Regions from separate parts of the Homo sapiens genome. Here region 1 is linked to region 2. The links are chromatin loops, found by intact Hi-C in ENCODE. Cell type or tissue: HepG2. All regions are shown on one strand.

What was found. A loop is a pair of places that touch in the nucleus more often than their neighbours do. Peaks named below come from ENCODE experiments on the same cell type or tissue, not always from the same donor. Only the 100,000 strongest peaks of a DNase experiment are listed, where the experiment ranks them.
Region 1: it touches region 2 in a loop (10-fold over the local background); 6 of 110 quality-filtered maps call a loop at or near these places.

Annotation. Positions count from the first base shown.
Region 1 is chr4:174,760,882-174,768,881 of GRCh38, reverse strand. GLRA3 (glycine receptor alpha 3) reads left to right here. Exons shown (of 10, transcript NM_006529.4): 3 at 1,852-1,919. Among named protein-coding and RNA genes, the nearest start is that of GLRA3, 64 kb to the left of the region's middle. In HepG2, a CTCF peak has its summit at 4,571 (motif pointing left); a DNase peak (open chromatin) is centred at 4,581.
Region 2 is chr4:176,337,758-176,345,757 of GRCh38, reverse strand. No RefSeq gene overlaps it. Among named protein-coding and RNA genes, the nearest start is that of SPCS3-AS1, 21 kb to the right of the region's middle. In HepG2, a CTCF peak has its summit at 4,613 (motif pointing right); no DNase peak of the experiment used is centred here.

The sequences.
Region 1 (8,000 bases), 1.6 Mb after region 2:
TCTATTTATACAGGTATCTGCCTAATAACAAAGTTTGTGGCCAGATAATGAAATGTTTTGAAGGTCATATAAACAAGGTGGTGGGAAAAGAATGATTTCTAGAATCAGAGCAATGGTTCACGTTCTAAATGTGCTACCTACTGGCATCTTACGTAGGGTCACTGTGCTTTAATTCCCTAAAATGTTAATGATGGAATATTTCCCTCTTTCAGAGTTACTATGGATTAAATATCTATGAATCAGCTAAGGTAGTGCCTGGCAGCAAGAAACTTACAACAATTTACCAATTTCTGCTCCTCCTTCTCTGCTAGATGATAATCTTTTTGTGTCTTCTTCAGTTTTGTGTGCAAAGGCTTTGGATATTTAGTAAAGGAATGAATAAATGGGCCTTATAAAAATAAAAATCCTTGGATTTATGATGAATACTAAGTCGGGCATTAATAAGAAATTTCCAGAATGGAGGAGTGAGAAACTCAATAAGTTCACTTCTCCAAAAAAGCAACAAAAACATTGGCAAAATTGTCAAGATTAACCGTTAGAACTTTTAAAATTGATAAAAAGCTTACAACAACCTGAAGAGTGTTTATTCAAGAAAAACTGATGAATTTCTGTAAGAACAGAAGGGATATTAATTTCACCGACCTTCCCAGTTCCACAGCAGCCTTGCAATCCAGCCACCCCTAAACAATAGAAGTTGTAAAACCACCAGAGCTGGCTGACCAAGTTTGGAATTCCTCAGAAGGTCCATCCCCAGAGCTTTGTCAGTATTCTGCCTGTCTGGTAGCTCCCTGGAAGAGCCTCACTCAAAGAGCTTTCCATTATTTGACTTCACTAAGAACTCACTTGGTGGGAAAAATTTCTATCTCTAGGGCATTTGTGGAAAATAATTAGAAGATTGTTTAACATTGTAGCTGCCTAAGGCTGTGACACTAGTTGGGACAAGTAAGAGCCTGAACAAAAATTATAAAGGACCTGGAAAATTCTATGTTCTTAGGCAGCTCTGAAAAGCTCTAACATATCCTTGCAATCTGGAGTTTACATATGCACATAGGGCTGTGTGCCTGTCCAGGGAAGTCCTCAGAGAGTCCCAGTATCTCACTTCTGGTGGACATCAGGCTCTGTGCAAGCAGGAAGTGAAGGGTAAGGTAGAGTTGTAAACTGCCTGAGCACTGAAGACATGTCCCCAAACCCATGGAAGACCCTTGGCAAGAGTGGAAGATTTATTGGCTCAAGGCTTTAAAGAAATCTCTAATCAAATATTAGTTTACCACTAAGCTCACTAAATGGAGATTTCACTGGCTGTGCACTCTAGGGAAATGAAAACTTTACCATATTGGTCCAGGTAAGTCACTAAAGAACAAACAACAACTGCAAGAAAAACCAGCAACAACAAACTTTGGATTGGAGGTGGGAAGGCCTGGTTTCCAGAGTTGCCACTTTATGTTACCTAAAGTATTCAATTTTCAACAAAAAAAAATATAAGACATGCAAAGAAATAGAAAAGTATAGCCCATGCAGCGGGGAAAAGATCAATAGAAACTATCCCTGAATGAGCTTAGAAACTGGACTTACAGCATCAGGCATTACAGAGCCATTAGAGACATCTAGATTTTAAAAACTAAGACCAAGAGAGGTAAAAAAATGATCAGCATCAGTGTTCCTTGTGAACCTTGTGATTCTCAGTACATATTGTTGTGTGGAATTATTGCTTCAATTTTAAGCATCTGTGTGTGTGTGTGTGTGTGTGTGTGTGTGTGTAAAATGGAATAATAATAATGGAATGCAAGGAATTATTTGAAAATGTTTTAGATAAGTCTCTAAACAGCCCTTATGTTTTCATCTCTTTTTCAGGCCCTCCAGTTAATGTCACATGCAACATATTCATCAACAGCTTTGGCTCTATCGCAGAGACGACCATGGTAGGCATTTTACTTTGCAACAAGTTTCACACTAGAGTAATCTGTAATTACATTAATGGCAACATTTTATGTAATTTAAAACCCAAATTAGTATAACAAGATTTTAAAATGTAAAATTAATAGTATAATTAAATTACAGTCACCTGCAGGTAATAACATTTCAGTTAGAGATGGTATATTAGAGTATATAAATATAAGTGAAAACAACATTGATTTTCTCCATTCAACAATCTAATATTAAACTTCAAATTAAAAGCTAAAATGTCACCATAGCAATTATTTTTTTCCAATAATCTTTAATATCCAGACATAAGCAGAGTAGTAAATACTTACATGTTTACTCTGTACCCCACTTACAAATTTGTTTATAATGTTATTTTAAATATTCAATTCGATTACTTTTTCAAATGAATATGGTATTTGCCAAAACATTATACTTATAGATTTTATCAACTGTATTTGAAAACATTTTATATAATCAAGTTATTAAAGCCAGAAAAACATAAAAATTGTCATTACAGACCAAATTTCTTCTGTCTTAAATTTTATAGCTTTTTCTAAAGAGCACATGGTATCTCTGCTTTGCCCTTTAGCTTTTATTGGGCAATTTAACTGTAATAAAATGCAGAAATAGACACATGAACCACTGAACATCTATAAAATTGTCTAGCAGCCAATTTTATTTTTTTTGAAACTGTATAGATGATGATTCTTAAATTAGCTAGAATTGTCTTTGTAAATTTAGTAAGTATGGTTTGTGATACTTCTCAAAGTTAATATTAACTAAAAGATGATATAAAATACTTAAGGATTTATTAGTTTAAAAAACCAATATTAGAGAATTATGTTCTATTTACTTAGAATAGTAAATAGGTAGTAAATTTTCTAGGAAAAACAATCTAATATGCAAATTTTTACATATATGAGGGTGTAAGTGTGTGTAGAGGTGTGTGTGAGTGTGTGTTGGAATCTATCTCAACAGGAAGAGGCTTTATACAGGCATCATTTAAAAAAAAAAAGCTGTTTCCCTCATGTATGCAATATAAGTCATTTACCAGCATCTCTGTGATTCTATTCAAAGTTAGTATAGCTTAACTACAATAAGCATTTGTGGAAAAGAACTGAATTTAAATTTGGAGGCATTATATAGAATTATCTTCAATATGATACAATCTAAGTTAACATGAATGTGTGTATATGAATGTAAACGCAGAGAAGACGTATGTCATTTGGTTAGAAACAGTCTGGTTCTGGTGCAATTTCTTCTCTAAAGTGGCTATAATCCTGTTTTAGACTTTGATATATTCTAGATTCTTGTGGAAAAATTGGCCCTGATTTATACCCAACATTTGTACATATTCAGTCCATAAAATCCACAGTTGAAGGAATCACTATTGGCTTTGTTCTATTTAGGCTTCTCAAATTGTATTTCCAGCCCTGGCAATTTTCTCATTTTGTTTCTATACATGTGTAATCCTAAAAACCTGGAAATATACTTCTCTATATTTTTCTTTTACATGATTGCGTCCATGAAATACTTCCCACAGCAATAGCTGGAAAGATTTAAAGTCTTACCCATCTTTATGGGGTAGGGAGGGAAGGGACTTGGAAAAAAGAGAGGGCATAGGCAGATTTCCTTCCCATTAAGACTTAAAGATTGCCAGTTTTCTGAAAGTGCCTTTTTTATGACATAATTCATCAGTCTACCACTAAAACTGTTATAACACAATCTATAAGATGGCTACACCAGTTAAATTTCTTACCTTAACAATTTAGCCAGACTTTATAGAATAGCATTCTGCAAAAGCTTGCAGGATATTGCAAACACACTCTCACCATAAGTTTTATTTCTCTCCTTCAGCATGCAAGCCTTTCCTTACCTACATACTCCATCATTATGTATTCCTTTTGAAATCACTTTGAGCATCTATCACTCACTTCTTCACAGTCTCAAGCAGTGTCAATGAACATTGTTCAAATATCCCAGAAGTTAAGTATTACAAACCTAATCATGTCCACCTTGGTATTTTTCTTTTTATTCTTCCAAATTTCTAAACATATATCATTTCCATTAAAATGATCAGATTCAATATTTATTAATTTTTAATGGTATCAGCTAAAATAGCTGTGATTTTGATGTTCATCTATATAGGCACAAAGAAAATTAGAACTTGTTAGTATATTTCTATCATAAGAATCATAAAATGTTTTGCTCCCACTTGGTTAAGTTGTTGTATTTTATTCACAGGGTCCACTATCACGACTCTACAACAAAACTTTATCTCATTATTCTATTGCTGTATTTTTTTAATTCAGTAAAAATGCTAATATATGTGTTAATGTATTTTTTAAACTTATTCACACTTCTTACGCTGAATATAGTTTACTTCTGTTCTTTTTTTTTTTGAGACGGAGTCTGTCGCACAGGCTGACTTCTGTTCTTATAATACGAATAATTGAATTCAACTAAGGCAGTCAATTAAAATTGAGAGGATGGAATCTCAAATTATCTGTAATCATTAATGAATATATTTATGTCTGAGAATTCATATTTAAAATAAAACTACGTAATTATCCTCTTCCATATGTGTCTGCTTAACAAGAATCTTAACTGTCTTCAATGTCTTTACTGGCTAAATATATTGAGCTCCCTCTGCTGGTCTAGTCTATAACTGGTATGTCTCACTTTTAAATACAGCTCTCCCATTTGAGGTTATTCTTTAATCCTTGGGAAAATTTCTCTATTAGTCTACTTTTTAGGCCACTTTTTGTTAATTAAGTTAATTCAAACAATGTATTTTTCATATTTTTCTTGCACAAATTTAAAAAAATGCGTGTGCAGTTTAACAATATAAACTCAAATCTCTTTTTAGCTGTTAAACTCCTTTCCCAATATTGTTAATCTGATTAATTTCATGTAGTACCAACCATTCTCACTTGAGTACAGTTTCATTATTTTACACATAGTCACCAAACTTTTTTCTACAAATATTATGAGCATTTTAACTTCCTTATTACCCTCATATATGAGTCATAATGAGATTCTTTAAGGACTTGTTCCACCTCAATTATTTCAAGTTCACATTCTTCTTAAACAGATAATGATTTAACAACTACTGGAAATTCCCGTTCTTAAAAATATTAAATTAAAAATAAAACTAGTTTACCATCATTACTGTTTGGGAACATGGTCTTGGCGAGAGAGGCACATCTGTCCTGCCTTTTAAACTGTGATGATAAAAGAAGCACGTGATTATTTCAATGAGGGGAAGCTTAAGATCTCCACATTAAGTGGCTTTTATATGAAGTGTGCTCCTGCAAACCTATGATGAGTTGTGGATAAGGCTTATGTGCCAGGATGAAAGCATTTGTTAAGTTGGGTCTAACAATGCAAAGAAATGCAAATGCAAAGAAAGGTTTTCTTTGGAAATATACGCAAAAACCAAATTGTAATTTGGTGCATACACACAGACCTGGCTGGTCTTCAGGGTGTCCACAGAACAAAAGAAAAGATTGGGGTTTTATTGGTTAAGAGAAAAGTTTTGTAAAATGTTTTGAAAGAAAGTTCATTGGCCTAGACAAGTTCTTCCAGCTTTGGCAAGCTGTAATTGTTGAGTGATGGTGGTAGGTAAAACTAATCTTGGTGGAAGGTAAACTAATCTTTGAGGCATGGAAGGTAGCAGTTACATGGAAGCAGTTACTAGGTAAAATGGGTTTTAAGATATAGCAAGTTATTTCTGCAGCCTGGCTTGCCAGACAGTTCCTGGAGCAGGAGCTTTGTGACCTGAGTGCTTTTTCCCCATGGTCCTTAACTCCCATCTAGTTGGGTATGACTGTAATAACCCCAAGTCACATCATTAATTTTCACAATTGAGACAATGGAATATTACATAGCAACAACATGGATATTTCTCATAAACATAATTATGAGCTAAAGAAAACAAACACAATAGAACATGTACCAATTACTTCCGTTTGTATGAAGTTCAATAACATGAAAAAATCAATTCTGATGATAAAAGACTTCTGAATTCTGATAGACTATCTTTGGTCAGGGGTGGGAGGTGGTTGGTAACTGATTGTGAGGAGGTACCACGGAGCCTTCTGGGTACCAAAATTGTTCTATTTTTTGATCTGGGTAGTAGTAACACAGGTATATGCATATGTCAGAATCTTTTAATGGACACTGCAGACTTGTGTATGTTATGAATGGCTGTTATATCTTAATTCAAAAGATTATTTAAAAGTAAACAAAAACCTTCACAAATTTAAAATTTAACACGCCAAGTGTGTCAGGCAGAGCATATCTATTTGGTGATCACAGGTGAGAACGTTAGAAGTTAGACAAAAAGCTTTAAATGAAAGCTTTTATTTTTCATCAGAAAAAGTCTGCAGGACTATGAATGTCTACAGCATTAATATGTGATTTCTCTAACCCTATGCCTTCCAGTACTTAAAATACCTAGTTATAAGAACCAAAAATGAATAATCTTGAAGAAAAAAATCACTGAGATGATAAGCAGCTTCCATGATATAGGTAAAAGGGAATTCCATTTGATCTGATCTGGGGATGGGGGCTGGCTATAGGTGGTCCAGATGTTCTCAGCTAACTGTCAAACTTTTAAGAAAAACTCCAAAATAGAAATATGTATATATATACACACACTATGAAGCATAACTATGACAGAAGCAAGAAAGAAATTTCCATCATAGAAGCACCTTATGGGACTGGCTACACCCACGATGACATTAAAAGTCCATTATTTATTTTAAAATTTGAAAAAGAGAGAAAACAACCACCCATAACGCCCCCACACAAACCCAGCACTATTAGCAGTTAGCTACATTTATATTTACTTCTAAATGTTTTGACTGCACATATTTTTTACATGGTTTATGCATTCATTCATTCAGTGAATCTTTTTGTGGGAGCATATAATGAACCAAACATTTTGCTAAGCACAAAGGATGATGTAATCATTTTATTCTGACAAATCACTTCTTTACTTATTACTGAATCATAAACTTTTTTCCATTATAAAGATAAAATAATGAGCCTCCTTTTCCTAACTTTTTATTCAATACATATGCAAAAAAGTGCACAAATTATAGGAGTGAAGTACAGTGAATTAATACAAAGTGCACACATTCATGTAACCACACTCAAGTCAAAAGTAGCATCCCAGAGCCTGCTTATACCCCTTTTAAATCCTACCCCTCACAGTCTCCATAGTAGTTTGGGCATGTATATACAGTAGTACAGTATTTTTAAATGAACATATTGGTTTTATCTATCTTCAAAAAACAGATGACTCTCCATCTTGTTACACATATGTTAGAAAGTTAGAGAATTGTGCTGCTATGTGATTTAAATCAATATTTATACATTGAACCATTACTTTTCACCAGTGCCCATAAAATAAACCATTTTTATAAAATGAGAACAAAAAAGATGAGACATTTTGGGTTAATAGTTTTTCAGGTGTCGGTGTACATAGATGCATGGCACATTGGAAGGAAGGATCTGAGGGTCCAGTGTGATCTCACAGAAGTGTCCAAACCTACAGTTTTTCAATTTTCATACAAATGATAGGCTCACATTTTACTTGCAACAGTAAGCACTTATATATAAATGCTACTTTAAATTATTGAGTCGTTAGATTCTCGAGAGATACCTAAGCCAATACAGCATAAAAAATGATATTATCTATCTATCTCTCCATATATCTATATATATGTTAAGGGAATCTTTAAACTACTAGACATTCTTTTTGAAGTATTTTTTATTAAAAAAAAGTTACAGGCATACCAAGATGCATGGATTATAAGTAACACTAAAAAAAACTATCACCATCTTAAGAAATTAAACAGTACAAATACATGAAACTTCCTTTCTTAAGGTAAGCTTTATTCCTGAGTTTGATATTAAGATATAAATGTTCATTCTGTATGTATGAAAATATAATCAAAATGACCATATTGAAGTATACACATGTAGCTTAGTTTGGCTTCATTTTTCAGGTATAAATTTATGTTTTTTTTGAGATACTCCATGCTTGTATATGTAGACAAGGTTTTTTT
Region 2 (8,000 bases):
GTGGTGAGGGAATGGTCTGAGCCGGAATGCCCCGGTTTAGAACGGGGCCCAGGAGGGACCCCTCATGGTGTTTCCTGAAATCGGGTTCCCATCTTTATCAAATTTAGAGTGACACTGATTAGTCCAGTGTTTTCCTCTTTTACATTTTGGACATATTTCAGGCTCAGCAGTTTTCTTTTCTCCCTATTTGGCAGCCTGACTCGCTGATTTTTTTCTACATTCTTTTTTGGTATGATCATGCTTCCCATAGTTAAAACAAGCTCCAGGAAACGGAGTATTTCCTTTATCCACTCTCAGTCCTGCCATTGCCTGGGCTAGCAGAGTAGCCTTATGCAGATTACCTCCGATACCATCACAGGCATTGATAAAATCAACTAAATGTGCTTTCCCTCTAATAGGTCACAGAGCAGCCTGGCAATTGGGATTAGCATTGTCGAAAGCTAATAACCACAACACTATATCCTGAGCAGCTGAATCTGCAATCACCTTTTTAAGAGACTCCTGTAACTGCGCTATAAAATCTGCATATGGTTCTTTTGGTCCCTGTTTGACAGAACTAAAGGGAGGGTATTGTTCTCCTCCTGAAGTGATTTTTTTCCCAAGCTCTAATGCACACTCCTCTAAGCTGCTCTATGGCATCATCCTGCATGACCACTTGTGCATCTAAACCAGCCCAGCCGCCGACCCCTAAAAGTTGGTCTGCAGTTATATTAATCTGAGGTTGGGCCTAGGCATTACAAGCAGCCTGAATGGAAACTTCATCTGCCCACAAGGTTTTAAATTGTAAGAACTGAGTAAGAGTTAGACAAGCTTGAGCAAGAGCATCCCAGTCAGTAGGAATCATCTGACTGGAAACAGCAACATTCTTTAACAGTTCCATTACAAAAGGAGAACCTTGTCCATATTGATTAATAGCTTGTTTAGATTCTTTGAGTAATTTAAAAGGAAAAGGCTCAAATGTAGCTATAATATTTCCCTGTTGATCTGGGGGGTGTATTCTAATAGGGAACTGCCAAGCCTCTAAATCACCCTCTCTTCTAGCTTGCTGAATTCCTGCCTGAATAGAACTGAGAGCGATCGCTTGAGGCGCTGCTTGAACAGTCACTGGGGCAATCACTTTTTGCCCAGCATCCTCCAGAAAAGAAAGATCTGGAGGGTCAGGCCACTCTTTTTCTTCAAAATAAGGAGGGGGTGCAGAAGGATAGGGATAAACCTCTCCCTCCTTTGCCACTTTAGCTTTAGCAGGCAAACAAACTTGCTCTGTTACTTCTTCTGTTACTTCATTATACTCTCCTTTCTCCTCATCATCAGTGTGAAAAGGTTCCAAGGTGGAACGAACCAGAGCCCACACTTGTCCCATTGTTACACTGATGCTTCCGAGCTCCCCTTCTTACTCACCATAGGGATTGCTTAAGAGTACTCAGGTGTCCTCCAGCATAGTTCCACATTCTCCAACCATCACTCCGGGGACCCTTTGACCTGGTTTCAAACCTCCCATATTGGGCGCCACTTGCCGAGACCAGCTCAGGCGTGGAGACCTAATCCAGCGGCGCTAGAGGAATTAAAGACACACACACAGAAATATAGCATGTGGAGTGGGAAATCAGGGATCTCACAGCCTTCAGAGCTGAGAGTCTCAAACAGAGATTTACCCACACATTTATTGACAGCAAGCCAGTGATAAACATTGTTACTATAGTTTATATATTAATTAAAAGTATTCCTTATGGGAAACAAAGGTATGGGCCGAAATAAAGGGATGGGCCTTGCTAGTTATCTGTAGCAGGAACATGTCCTTAAGGCACAGATTGCTCATGCTAGTCTGTGGCTTAGGAATGCCTTTAAGTGGTTTTCCACCCAGGGCAGGCCAGGTGTTCCTTGCCCTCATTCCAGTAAACCCATGACCTTCAGCATGGGTGTCATGGCCATCATGAACATGCCACAGTGCTGCAGAGATTTTGTTTATGGTCAGTTTAGTGGCCAGTTTATGGCCGGATTTTGGGGGCCTGTTCCCAACACCTGTGCTCTCCAGAGCCCAGGAAACCCTCCTGCCCCCTCAGGCTTGGAATTGCCTGCTCCCAATGCCTGGCCTCTCCCTGCTTCTGGCACCCACTCCTATTCTGTAGTAAAGTTGAGGATGAGCCTGGGTGCTGTCACAACCTAGCTGGGTGTGTGTGTGTGCTTGAGGCAGTGCTGACATGCCAGGCCCCTGCCACCTCAGCCCCCATCCGACTTTGGGCACTGACAAGCACAGGAGGGAGGCTGAGGTGGGGGCTGAGAGCAGCTCAGTGCAGGGCCTACAGGCACCCCTTGGCACAAACAGCCTGGGCACTGTGCATGGCAGGTTGATGGTGGCAGGAGGTAGACACACTCCTGGGCACAAAGGAGCAGGTCACCCAGCGAAGCCCCACCTTCAAGCCAGGGACAGAGTGAAGCCTGGGGGTCAGGTTATCAGTTCTGCAGACTGGATAGAAAACTTATGGTGCTTTTTCTGGGCCTGCCCACGGCTGCCCACGGACCAGTCAGCATGCAGTATCTCCCCTCTAAAGCCCATAAAACCCCCAGACTCAGCCAGGCTTGGGTAGAGGATGGGACAACTTGCCTGTGGATAGGAGCTACCAACTCTGGGCCTCCTCTCCACTGAGGGCTGCAGACAACAGGTTGACCTGGCTGCAGAGAGGAGCTACCTCTGTGGTCTCCTCTGAGCTGCTCTGTCCCTCAATTAAGCATCTCTTTGCCTTGCTCACTCTCCACTTGTCCACATACCTCATTCTTTCTGGACATGGGACAAGAACTCAGGAACTGCCAAATATGGCAGGGCTGAAAGAGCTGTAACACAAGCAGGGCTGAAACATGCCCCTTGCTCACCACATTGCAGGCAACAAGGAGGAAAGAAGAGAGAAAAAGAGAAGACCTGCAGCCTTTCGAGGAGCCCAGATCTAGGAGCTCCCAAGCCAGGGCTGTGAGGCCCTCATTGGGGGTCTGCAGTTCCTGGCATCTCCAAGCTTGTGGACACCACCATGTTCCCCCGTGCCAGCCATGGAAGATGCTTGTGGTATGCCTGGTCCAGCCACAGTCTAGCAGGGAGCCAGCACCCTTGCCAACACCTGGAGCTGTCCACCCCACCACAGCAGGCGTACCTCAGTGTGTGCAGTGACTGAACCCCACACTCGCTTGCTCACACACCACTCAATACTCTGCACTGGGGTTGCCCTTGGCAGGTGAGGGATCCAGGCCAGTAACGCGAGTCGAGCACAGCCTGCCAGGCTAAGTGGGCAGAATGAGCCCAGCAGGCCTGAGCAAAACTTGGGCAAAGGCACCAGCAGCCACAGAGGTTTCTGGCTGGAAAAGCGACAACACCCCAAGGATCCTGTGACTCTGGGAATACAGCAATGGACAAAGACAAAAATCCCAGCTCTCGTGGAGCTCACATTCTTAATACTTTACATTTTTAACTAGTAAGAATCATTAGCTTAAGAATTTATTAAATCTGCATGACAGTATTTCAAGGTTAACATAAAATTTTTTAAATCAATGAATACAAAATAATAAAATAAAGACAAAGATTCAATTAATTCAAAATAAAACAATATGAACAAAACAAGTATAAAAATACATTATACATGAATAAGAGGGGCAAAACAAGCCCAACTACATTATTAATCACTATAACCACCAATTTAAATTTAAATAGCTTACCAGATTGGATTTTAAAAATCCAGCTCTATGCTATTTAAAAGAGACATATCTATGAGGACATGAGGACAAGGAAAATATTTCCATAGTTTTAATGATAGAAAATCATGTAGTGTAGGGCCATACTGTTTCCTGTTGTCAGCCAATTTGTAGTTCAGATTGCCCAGAAAAATACCATGCTTTCTGTCAGTGGGTTATTCACCATGTTTAATTTATTTGCCTTGTTTCAATGAAAGGAGATTTACTGGCAATCTGCACAGAGAAGTGGTAAGACTGATTTATTTGTTAGTCTATTAGAAATTTAAAAATTTTGTTCTTTGTCACTGATTAGCATAGTCTCAGTTTATGAAGTTAGACATTGCTGCTGGGTGCAGTGGATCACATCTGTAAATCCCAGCACTTCGGGAGGCTGAGGTGGGTGGATCACTTGAGCTCAGGAGTTCAACACCAGCCCAGGCAACATAGTGAAATCTCATCTCTACAAATACAAAAATTAGCAGGGCGGGGTGGCGCCTTCCTGTGTTCCCAGCTACTCAAGGAGCTGAGGTGGGAGGATTGCTGGAGCCTGGGAGGTCCAGGCCAGAGTGAGTGCAGATTACATCACTACACTGCAGCCTGGGTGACAGAGTGAGAAGGTGTCTCATGTTCTAAAAACTAAAAAAACAAACAAACAAAAAAAAAACCCCACAAAGTTAGAGATTGCTTTCTCTTACATTACCACTCTCAACTCAAAGCTTTTAGCAATTTTTATGTGAGGCAAGACTAAATAAACTGATAAGTGTACAATTATTCTTGTGGGTAATTTTTCTTTCTGCATTTTGGTGTTGTAAACTGTGTACATTAGATGGCAATACTATAGTGTGAGAGAGAGAATTAGCGATCTAGTACTTGTTTTCATGAGCTGTATCACCAGAGGGCACCAAAGGACCAGTTATGAGCAAAAAAAAAAAACAACAAAAAAAACCCATTCGGGAAAAAACCACTGTAATGATTGCACTGTTTTTACCCAACCTTTTCACAAGCACATATCTGGCCAGTGTGAAGACTTTCCGCCTCATAAAGGTAACATGAAATACAAAGCTTCAGGGTATCAGGTCTACACAGTGCATAATGCCATGCCAAAGGCTCTCTGGTGCTATCACGTTTTATCGTAAAGAAAGAAATTTTTAAATCAGGAAACTGGAAAAATTACTTTCCTCTCTAGTGACTTTACTGCTTACACTAGATTAAAAAATATTTCGTTTATAGTGAAAATGATTCTCCAGTGCTATCTCACTAATCATTTAATTAATTGAAACAGTAATGCACTAGACATATTTGCCTCTTATTAATGTTTGGAAAGCTTGTAGTCCTGAGTGTATTTCTTTTGTTGACAATTTCCTTTGAAATGTGATTTCTAGCAGGGGTAATTTGACTCTTTTAGTTAACCAGAAAACGTTAGATGGCCATCAAATATTTAGAGCAAGAGTTTGGAAAATGACACATAGTAGATGAGCAGTCAGTAGCACATGTGGTTATTTGTAAAAGTGCACTGACTTTGGAGTCAGCTAGACCTGTGTTCAGGACCCTCTAAGTCTGACCCTGAGCTCAATGTCCTGAGTCTATTGTTTTGCATTTGAATCATAACTCCACTGTCCTATCCTTTGAATTCTCCAATATGTGTCTTGCCTCAAGGTCTGGCTCTTGCTACACCTTCAGCCAGGATTTCTCTTCCACCCAGTATCCCTGCGGCTTTCTCTTTCATCTCCTTCAGATATCACCTTGTGAAAGAAGTCTGCCATGACCATCTTACTTAAACTAGCATCCCAGTACTCCTTATCTCCCTTCCCTAATTATTTATCTTCATAGTACTTACATCCTATGACATGAAATATGATTTTCTCATGTGTCTGTTAAACATTCTCCCTGCTAGACTGTAAATTCCATTAGCGAATTTTTTTTTTTCCTGCTTTGGTCACTGCTCTGTCAACTAGAACAATGCCTAGCAAATAGGAGCACAATAACTATGTGTTGAATGAATGAATCCCAAGAATGTTATGACTGGTCATTTTCTTGGAAAATCACCTACCACATAATAGGTAGCCAGTAAATTGTAGCTCTTATTATGAAAACTTTTAGGCTGTTATTATCATTACTTTTAATGGCAAAAACAGCAATTACTTTTGCACCAACCTAACAATTCTTACTACTGTTTGAACTGACTTTTCTTTTAAACAACGGTCCTGAAATTGATTTACCAGGTAATAACCACCAATTTTTAAAAAAATGAATGAAAGAATAAATAAGCATATCCCCATAAGTGTATGTATTTTGTGAAACTTTAACTGTAATTTTGTGTGTGTGTTATGAATGTGTTATAAAAGCACAGAAGATACTGACAGACCTTTCATAGGTTTTCCTGGAGATTGTATACCTGTTAAATAATGGATCTTCCTTGCTGGAAGGAAAATGACCAACACAGAGACTTAGATTTGAAAGGACTGATCCGCCTGGCCAAATTTGGCAATTCCAACCAGGTAGTGATGTTCCTTATTGTTTTCACTCATGGCAAAGATTCTCAGCTATCTAGGAACTTAAGCTTCCTAGGCCTTTGCATCCGTCAGGAGAATTCTAACTAGCTGGCTCAATGTGACAAGTGACATGTTATTCCCCTGCCTCCAACCCACTTTAATATATTTATTCTTTAATTAATATTCACTGCAGTTGGAATACTTTAATTCTTGACTCTCTAAGACAAGTGGAGAAATCTTAAAGGCAGGTTTGAGAATTGAGGCCACATTACAAAACAAAACAAAACCAAACACCTCCCAAGAAAGTGTAAAGTGTTTTGAAGAACTGTCTGTATCACCACATTCCATTCCAGAGTATAAGCAATGTCTGGCGCATTAAAGATACTAACACACACAAATGAACAATGTAAAATGGATGAAATCTGAATAGTCTATTAACTGTACCAACATCAATTTCTATGTTTTGATACTGAACTATAGTTAGTAAGATGTCACCATGAGGGAGAACTAGGTGAAGGAGTACAGGGGACCTCTTTGTGCTAGTTTTCAACTTCCAGTAAATCTATAAAAGGATCAATAAAGGCCTTTAAACAATATAGTCTCCTTACCATCCATGACCCTTTTCAAAACTGAAATTATTGTTAGACTACTTCCCAGAAATGTATTTCTAGTTAGTAGGGATGGGTAGACAAAGGAAAAATCTTAGAACCTGTCAATGGTTTTATAGGATCATTTCACTATGGGAAAGATCATCAAAGATTGTTAAGTAGACAAACGACCAATGGAGTTATTAATATAATGCACTGATTTCAAGTTAAAATTAAAATAAAGAACTTGCTAGAAAAAAAAAAGATGCTGAGCAAATATTTAATTGAATTTCTTGATTTACAATCAAGTGCAAAGAGCTGGTCGGTGGCCAGTGAACTATCCGTCTTTAAGTTAAAGTTATAAATCATTTTGGATTTTGGGTTCCTCATCTCTTTAGGGGATTAGGCTCCTGATTAGGTTTGTTACACATTTGCTTTGACCATTGTCACTGCCTGGATACTGACCCATATCCTTGCTGTCACAGTAGAGGATTCCGTATTTTTCTTAGCTTTCCTAAAGGCAGTGACATTGTTGAAAATTTCCAGAGCCCTGTGCTCCCAGGAAAAAGCAATGGTTTTAAAAAAAAACCTTTTATGTTGTGAGAAACAGTTAACTTCAAGGAACCACCTCCCTTGGCATATCCAAGAACTGACCCCCCCCATCCTTCCCCTTGACTCCCTTGTTTACCTGCCTCTATAAAACCCCAAGCCTCCTTCATTTCTTTGACACATTCTGCTGCAGAAATGAAAATTCTCCCTATTATAATATCTAAAGCAAAATTATCTTTATTGCCTGGTGCATTTTGTCTTTCACGCCAACTTCCATTCAAAGCTTTATTATTTGTTTTCTCTGGCCCTTTTTAGGCCACATGGTTAAAATGAGGGTATATTTTCCTATACGCTTCAAGATCATTAAGAAATTAATCTATATGATTGAGCTAAGAAATTGATTTTTTTCTATTCTTACCAGAAAAATACTAAGTCTGTTGTTCAGAGAACATCTGTCTCCTACACCAAAGATACTGAAGAAAGACTCATTGTTCTGAACAAGGTAAAAGAATTATTCAATTTGCTCTACAATTATCTGTAAAAAAAAAAAATACATATGACTTTGCAAAGAGACTTTAATGTTTGTGTTCCGTTCGGTTCTGTTTCCTCAACTCTGCTACATTTCACAGAAATAACAAAAACCTGCTATGTACTAAAA